Regions from separate parts of the Homo sapiens genome. Here region 1 is linked to region 2. A link is a contact called in ENCODE Hi-C or POLR2A ChIA-PET data. All regions are on one chromosome and are shown on one strand. The core of a region is the stretch at or near the end of the contact, and the rest is flanking DNA. Distances in the headings are between cores, read along the strand shown. Region 1 overlaps BCKDHB (branched chain keto acid dehydrogenase E1 subunit beta). Region 2 holds the start of BCKDHB (branched chain keto acid dehydrogenase E1 subunit beta).

Region 1 (4,155 bases), core at 1,269-3,768, 76 kb after region 2:
GTTGATCTCTCTGACTCCATCATTTCTGGGCCTGATCTCTCTGACTCCATCATTTCTGGGCCTGTGCTCATAAACTGCTCTCTGTGCAAACCTCTGGGCTGTGGTGACTCTCCCACATGTCCAGCCTTTAGAAATGATTTCTTTCAATTCAACCATTAACTTTATAAATCGTACAGATGAAAATAAGTCATATATTCTTTATGCAGCAATTTTCTTGAATTTTATTTCTCCTTATTTTGAATATGCAATCAATATATATAAAACTTTAGGTTTCCTGAACATAGAAGGAGAAAGTAACCTAATAATATTTTCGATTTCCTGATTATTTATTGTAATTATGACATTTGAGTGCAATGAATCTTTTTAGAAATGGAGAAGGATGTTTAGAAAAGGTAGATAAGGCAGAAAAATCCAGCTGGTGTAAAAAATGTACAAAATAGTGATGATTCAAAAAGAGTGAGTCAGTGTGACATTATCACATATAGGCATCTTGTGAAGAAGATATTCTTTAATGTCTTTTGGTTTTACTTAATTGAATGACACATGACATCAGTGATATTGAATTAAATATGATTTTCATCTGTGATTCTTCTAGTGGGAAATCAAGACAGACTAAAAGACTAAAATCCTTGTATTGTTTGTCTTGTTTCTAGGATTTCTGGATAATCCAAAAATACGTAAAAATAGGACATAATGATATTGAGGAACTTTTTTAGCAGATGTACTAATTGTGTATGAATTCATATATTTTGAAGAGACGAACATTATTTAAAGTAGCTTTTTAATGGTAGAAGACTTAAAATATTTTTTGCCAAGTATCAGTGTACGTAAAGAGAGAAATTAATATTTTGTATTTTACATTAAGCAGATTAATTTGTGCGGGTTAGTATATTTAATGCTAGGTACACTCACAAGAGTAAGTTGGATCCATTAGTGGGAGAAATTGAATTCATTTGTTAGATTTTTAAATTAGTTTCTAAATTGAAATAATACACATAATTTAAAAAGTCAAATGATAGCTTCTAATAAAAAATAGCAGTTCCTTACCTTACCCTTCACCAAATCCAAGCATCTTTCCCCACAGGCAACAACTTTCAACTCTTTTAGTTGAAAGAGTTGAACTCCAGACTTTAAGAAATGCATTTTATTTATAAATCATCCAGTCTTAGGTATTCTGTCCTAGCAAAACGAAGTGGACTAAGACAATTAGGTTTGCTAAATGTCAGCTGGATCCTTAACTACAGTGAGGTAGTTCTGATACCCTCTTGAGTTTATTTAATTTCTTCTTTTTAAATTAAAAATGTATACAACTGCTGAAAATCAGATAATTTTATTTTGTTGTACACAATATTATAATTAAGGCATTGGTTTACAATGGCTTACCTTATTTTCTTAAAAATATTTATTTTTCTCATTATAAAGGTAACACATACTCTGACTGTCAGCCATCGATGCTTAACAGGCCACTCCTGAAACTCAGTGGCTAAGTCAACAATGTTCTTTATATAGCTCATCTGCAGGTCAGCATTTAGGCCGGTCACAGCTCAGCAATTCTGGTCTTGTCTAGGCTTCCTCATAGGTCTATAGTCAGTTGTAGGTCAGGTGTGGGTTGGATTTGCTGATTTTAGTTGGGCTATTTCACCAGTTGTGGCTGATAGGCTTTGGTCTATCTGTCCCTTTATCACCCTGCGGGCTGGCTCAAGCTTGTTCACCTGGTGGAAGCAGAGGTTGTAAGGCCCTTGAAGCATAGGCTTGGAGTTGACATACTGTCACTTCTGCCATAGTATGTTGGCCAAAATAAGTCACAAAGTCAGCCCAAGTTGAAGAGGAGGACAAATAGACACCATCTCTTCATGGGAAAAGATGCCTACTCATATTGCAGAAGGGTGTGAATACAGGGAGATTTGGATTCTGTCTATTGCTTAATCTTTTATATATGTTTGTACTGAAAAGTACAAACAAAGATAAAAGGAACTCATAAGTCCATCCTCTAACTACTGTTGACTTTTTGTTTTATATACTGTAAGACTGTTTTATCTATACTTTTAAACGTATATTATTAATTTATTTCAGTTTCCATTTGATTACAAGTCATGTTTGTTTATTTCATATTTCTTCTATGAAGTGGTCAAGTAGATTTCTATTTTGTTCTTAAAATCGCATGGTAGCATTTCTTGTAAATCTACAGTTCCAGATATCTAAAGCCGGCAGGACTTCAGCTAATAGGCAATTATTCTATTTTGTGATGAGAAGGCCCTGACTTAGTATTGAGTAGCAGGAAGAATCAAAAGGTGTTCAGTCAACTGACAGTGCAATTGCCTTTGAATTTGTTTGTATATCTTCTGTGACTGAGTTAATAAACTGAACTATTCATGGAATAGGACCCAGTGGGATTTTCTTATGCTATGGTATATTTTTAATATTATTCACTTTTCAGGCTAAGTTTGACCGTAAGCAGATATCTATTTTTGATCATTAGCTTTAAGGTATTTACATTCTCAATGACTAAGCTTAAGCTATGTGGTAGAGTGATTTATTTTTGTTCCTGAATAAAATTTTAATACCATGAGTCATGTGTTTTCTTTGTAAAAAGTTCCAGCATCACAGAACTATATAGCATAATATAGTGAAAGTTCCCTTTTCCTACTGGCTCACTTTGAACTCCTTTCCTTAAGCCTTTTTCTGTGCTTTTATATTTACATACATATGTGAATATATAGAATACATTTACTTCCATGTAAACAGATTTTGTATGTGTAACATAAAAATATTGTATTATAAACATTGTTTTGTAACTTGCTTTGCAAATTATTTTCTATCCATTTAGTCAAGTATGTGAGTGTATAAAATGTACACACACAAATAATACAAATAAGAGCATGTTACAAATATTGTATAACTTGCTTTTTTTACCAATATATTTTTGATATATTTCTGTATCTATTCACATAGGCTTAGCTGGTTTTTATATTCATAAAACCGTATTCATTTTATAGTCATAAAATTTCTTCACATGTACCTTCACATGTATCCTTTCCCTATTATGGAACAACGAATTGTTTCTAAATTCTGGTTATTTTAAAAAATGTTGAAGAAAACATCTCTGCTTGTATATATATGTGTATGTAGAAGAAGAAAATTACGCTTGTGTTCTTTATTGTAAATATTCTACAACCTGTATCTCTTAATCCCTTTCTTGCTTTCTCTAAGCCCCATATATTCAATTTAGCCCTGAGTAATGCATGATTGACGAAGCCAGATGCTGTGTGTCTAAACAGCAGTTAATGAAAAACTATGGAAGGATAGGGAATCATTACCACAGGTACTGTGGGGCGGCAAGACTCAATAAAGTAACTGTTACTAAAATCTAAAAATGAAAACAGGAAATATTTGTCAGACATTTAACTTGGCAATTGTAAGAGTGAAAACCTTGTGTTTTTATTCACTTGTGTATCAGAATTTGCCGTTTTTTAATTAAGAGTTATTTTTTAAGAGCAATTTTAGATTCACAGCAAAATTGAGAGATAGACATGGAGATTTTCCACATACCCACTGACCTCAAACAAGCATAGCCTTCCCCATTGCCAACATCCCCATCAGAGTTGTACATTTTTTACAATTGATGACCTATGTTAACACATTGTCATCACTCAAAGTCCATGGTTTACATCAGTGTTCACTCTTAGTGTTGTACCTTCTGTGGGTTGTATGATGACATGTATCTACCACTATAATATCTTGCAGAGTATTTCCACTGTCCTAGAAATTTTCTGTGCTTCATCTGTTTGTCTCCCCTCACTTCAACCCCTGGCAAACACTGATAGCTTTATTGTATCCATAGTTTTATCTTTTCCAGAATGTCATATAATTGGAATTATGCAGTATGAAACCTTTTCAGATTGGCTTCCTTCACTTAGTACTATGTATTTAAGATTCCTCCATGTCTTTTCATGGCTTGATAACTCATTTCTATTTAATGCTGAATAATACTCCATTGTTTGGAAGTAACACAGTTTATTTATTCATTCACCTGCAGAAAGGTATCTTGGTTGCTTCTAAGTTTTGACAGTTATGAATAAAGTTGCTGTAAACATCCATGTGCAGGTTTTGGTGTGCAAATAAGTTTCAACTTATTCATCTGGTAGTAATTGTTTT
Region 2 (3,842 bases), core at 532-3,031:
GCACTGTGCTCTTCATGCCTATCAGCCTTTATACAGGTTTCTTCTTAGTTTGGAATGCCATTTTCTCCCTAGTCTGCCTGGTAACTTCTAGTCATCTTTTAGGTCTAGCTCAGAGTTATATCTGGAAACACTTGACTTTCAAATAAGAGTTTATTGCTCTTTTTGTGTTTCACTTTGTTTGCACTATTCTAGGACTCCTATCACATTGGATTGTAGTTGCCTAATCTGTCTCTTTTCTCTACCACCTTGGACATTTTAGAAGTAAAACTATGCCTTGATCTTATTTGTCTCAATGGTGGCTTGTCATTGGGTTGTACGTAGCAGAGGTTCAATAAAATTCTCATCAGTTATTATTTTTCTCTTTTTCTCCCCGACCTAAATAATCTCAGTACCCCCAGCTCCCTAAACTATCAACAAATAGAAAAAAAGCTCTATTCATTTTTATCCTTGTTCTTTACTCTCCTTAGTTTAAACCCAAATTTGACTATGTAAATGTAATTTCATTTTGTTACCCCTTCCTTCATTAAAACAAAAATACCCTTCATGCACATGCAAAACACTCTACCCCACACTATTAAAACAGCAGAAATGAACACTAACAAAAGCCAAGATAAAAAATTTCCCCAATGTTGAATTTTTGGACTTAGTGTGGGGGTAGGAAAAATGGAGACATAATTCTGGTTCTCCCTTTGGCAGTTTTCAATTGCTGTTTCTTAATCTCAGTCAGAAAACACATTTCTCTGCCTCTCCTTTTGCCCCATTTCTACCCTCTCCTCCCTTGCCCCTGTGCAAAACCAAAGATGGGTTAAGAGGCAAGGCATAATGGAAGAGGAATGTTCTTTTCCTCCACTCCCACTTTCTTCTTCAAATTCTGTTTTGGGACCATCCTTCCCCACCCTCCCATTTTCATCTGATGGACACACTGTCTCTGTTGTCTCTTGTCATATTTGATTTTATGATATTTCATGTTTTATGTGCTTTTTTTTTTTTTTAGTAAATTCATGGACAGAGAATGTATCCTGGTAAACACTTAGATTAAAACAAATTTACATAGTTGATTACTATAAATGAAAATTAGTGACTCAAATTCTCCAGGTTTCTAAGCTACTTAGACTAAGCCAATCAGGTAATTTTTGCTACTTCTGGGCAAAATGTATCTGAATTCCTATTCAGTGGATTTGCAGGATGAAATCTAAGTTTACCTCTTTCATCTCTCATTTAAATGTGGAAAAACGAAATCAATAAAAATCTATATATGCTTATTAAGCATTTTAAGGAGGGTGTGAATAAGGAGTGAAAGCTTTGAGCAGTGACTACAGCAGTTTTTCGAAAGTCAAAACAATAACCAATGCCAATCAGTAGCTCTCTTCACCTCTCACACAATAATAGAGACAGGACAGGATAAAAAAGGGTTACATTTAAAAAAAAGTATGGATGTTAAACCATTGGAAATGGCACTGTAAATGACACCGGAAAAGATCGCCTCCAGGCACTGTGTGGAACTTTGCAAACTCGGGTCCTCACCCGAGGACCGCACGGCCGACCTCGGGGAGGCTCCACCCCAGAAACTATTTCATTGGCGCCACCTCTAGCCCACACTTCCCCTCTTCCGCATGCGCACAAGGAGCAGAAGCCGACCAGCTCGTCACGTCGCCTTCCCCGCCCCTAAATTTCCAGTTCCGATTGGTCTGTTTCATGGGACCGCCCCTCTGGCCCGACCAATGTGGAAGCCTCCTCGGGTGCTCCGCCCTCCCCGCAGGCGGCGTGCGGCTGCATAGCCTGAGAATCCCGGTGGTGAGCGGGGATGGCGGTTGTAGCGGCGGCTGCCGGCTGGCTACTCAGGCTCAGGGCGGCAGGGGCTGAGGGGCACTGGCGTCGGCTTCCTGGCGCGGGGCTGGCGCGGGGCTTTTTGCACCCCGCCGCGACTGTCGAGGATGCGGCCCAGAGGCGGCAGGTGGCTCATTTTACTTTCCAGCCAGATCCGGAGCCCCGGGAGTACGGTGAGCCCTGGGACTGCCCACTCGGTCCCGCTGCAGCCCGGACTCCCAGGCTCGCAGGCGCCCGCGAGGGGCAGGGGCCGGCAGGCTGCAATCCTTGCATCCCAGCTTATTAACTTCCTGACTCTCTGGAACCTCCTTGCCTCAGGGTCTAACTGTGGTTCACTTCTTGCTCTATTTTTGTGACTGTTCAGCCCTCGAGACGCAGTCCCCCCTCCCCCGCAACTTTGAGATGGGTGAGAGGGCATACTGCCACCTGGAAGAGCCTGAGGGTGGAGGGGTGGTGCCCAGGGAACGCCTCCCTTTTCTCTGTCCTCCGTCCTTGCTTTCTCAACCCAGGCCTTAGGTGTTGTTCCAGCCTGGCCAGGACTGGGCCACTAGCTTAGGTAGAGGCATTTAAAAGATATATATATATGTTTATATATATATATTTTAAATGTATATTATATATATTATATATAAAATATATATATGTATATAAAATCAATTCAGTTACTCAGTCCCTTGGTTTCTTCTTACATACAGAAATTGTGTGTATGTGTGTGTGTGTGTGTGTGTGTATATATCCACACACATATATATATGTGTGGATATATATACGCGCATATATATGCATATATATGTGCGCATATATATATATATGCATATATATATATGCACACATATATATGCATATATATATGCATATATGTATATATGTCCCTTGGTTTCTTCTTACCTACAGAATTCTGAGTAATTGAACTGATTTTCCCAAGGTCACAGAACAGGTCCTTCCTAGAGATGTGAAAGAATTCAGACTTTCTACTTGAGCTTAGTACTGAGCTTGTCCTGGGCTATGCTGCCACTTAGCCAAGGAGGTGAAGGGGATGAGAGGAGGAAGCCATAGGAAGGGCATGTAGCAAACTCCTCATAGTATGACTGTTGCATGATTTTTACCATTTCTGCAAGTTTCATGTAATGTCTCTCATCAGAATATCAGATCCAGTGTCTCTCTTCAGAATATCAGGAAACTGTAGGGAAACATGTATTGCTTCCTTGTCTAATAACTTCTCATGTGCATGCTAGAGCTGACATTTTTGGAAGTGTGTCTTGTGGATAAGAATGAACAGTTATTGAGTGCTTACCAGGGTCAGGTGCTGTGTGTATGTTTCATCATCTCATTTAAGGGTTAGGACAACCTTAAAAGGTTAGTAAAGTTTTTATTCCCATTTTGCAGTTAGGTTAATGGAGTCTTGAGACAGTTTGACCAAGATTACACAGGTAAGTTAGTGGTAGCTCCAAAGCTCCAGCTTTGGAATCTAATTGATCAGATTCCAGAGCTTCCATTCTAAACAATGTACTAAGATGCGTGTAGATATAATTTACTTGGAGGGCGTCCCAGTATTGTGAAACAGTAGGTACCATAAAGGTTAATAGTAGGTGTTTTTTTTTTTTTTTCCACCACCAAGATGAGCCCTCAATTCTGTCTTCAAAGCAAATTCTGTCTTCAAAGCAAAGAAATTTTGGTCTAATACTTGAGAAATAGTCCAACTTTCCATAGTTGTAAACTTACTAAAATCTAAGTAAAATGATATCATGTTATCATGATATATATCATGATATATATAAACTTGTTCTTATTTTAAAAATAATACAAACATATTAACAGATAATTTGGATAATGGATAAAAAGTAAAAAAAAAAAAAAAAAATCTGCCGGGCGCAGTGGCTCACGTCTGTAATCCCAGCACTTTGGGAGGCGGAGGCAGGCGGATCACCAGGTCAAGAGATCGAGACCATCCTGGCCAACATGGTGAAACCCGGTCTCTACCAAAAATACAAAAATTAGCTGGGCGTGGCAGCGCA

The links. A loop is a pair of places that touch in the nucleus more often than their neighbours do. ChIA-PET counts read pairs that join two places held with the same protein, here RNA polymerase II (POLR2A). Pooled maps may share reads with other maps.
Region 1: a map of endothelial cell of umbilical vein shows a loop between it and region 2 (4-fold over the local background). The contact joins the enhancer-like site here to the promoter of BCKDHB in region 2. A Hi-C loop is called at or near these places in 2 of 168 maps with a recorded cell type or tissue (Caco-2 and endothelial cell of umbilical vein) and 5 of 50 pooled maps. POLR2A ChIA-PET finds 5 or more read pairs at or near these places in 3 of 52 experiments (MCF 10A, WTC11 and activated naive CD8-positive, alpha-beta T cell).

The regions. Positions count from the first base shown.
Region 1 is chr6:80,179,958-80,184,112 of GRCh38, forward strand. All of the region lies in intron 6 of BCKDHB (branched chain keto acid dehydrogenase E1 subunit beta), which reads left to right. Among named protein-coding and RNA genes, the nearest start is that of BCKDHB, 75 kb to the left of the region's middle. Within about 2 kb of position 2,519, at least 2 of the 41 ENCODE cell types and tissues checked have a DNase peak (open chromatin) inside an H3K27ac peak, as active enhancers do; they include endothelial cell of umbilical vein, where a contact is called at or near this core.
Region 2 is chr6:80,104,890-80,108,731 of GRCh38, forward strand. It overlaps BCKDHB (branched chain keto acid dehydrogenase E1 subunit beta), which reads left to right and starts at 1,782. Exons shown (of 10, transcript NM_183050.4): 1 at 1,782-2,000. The coding sequence starts at 1,805. RefSeq lists enhancers at 1,578-2,078, 2,045-2,124 and silencers at 1,665-1,864, 1,895-1,994.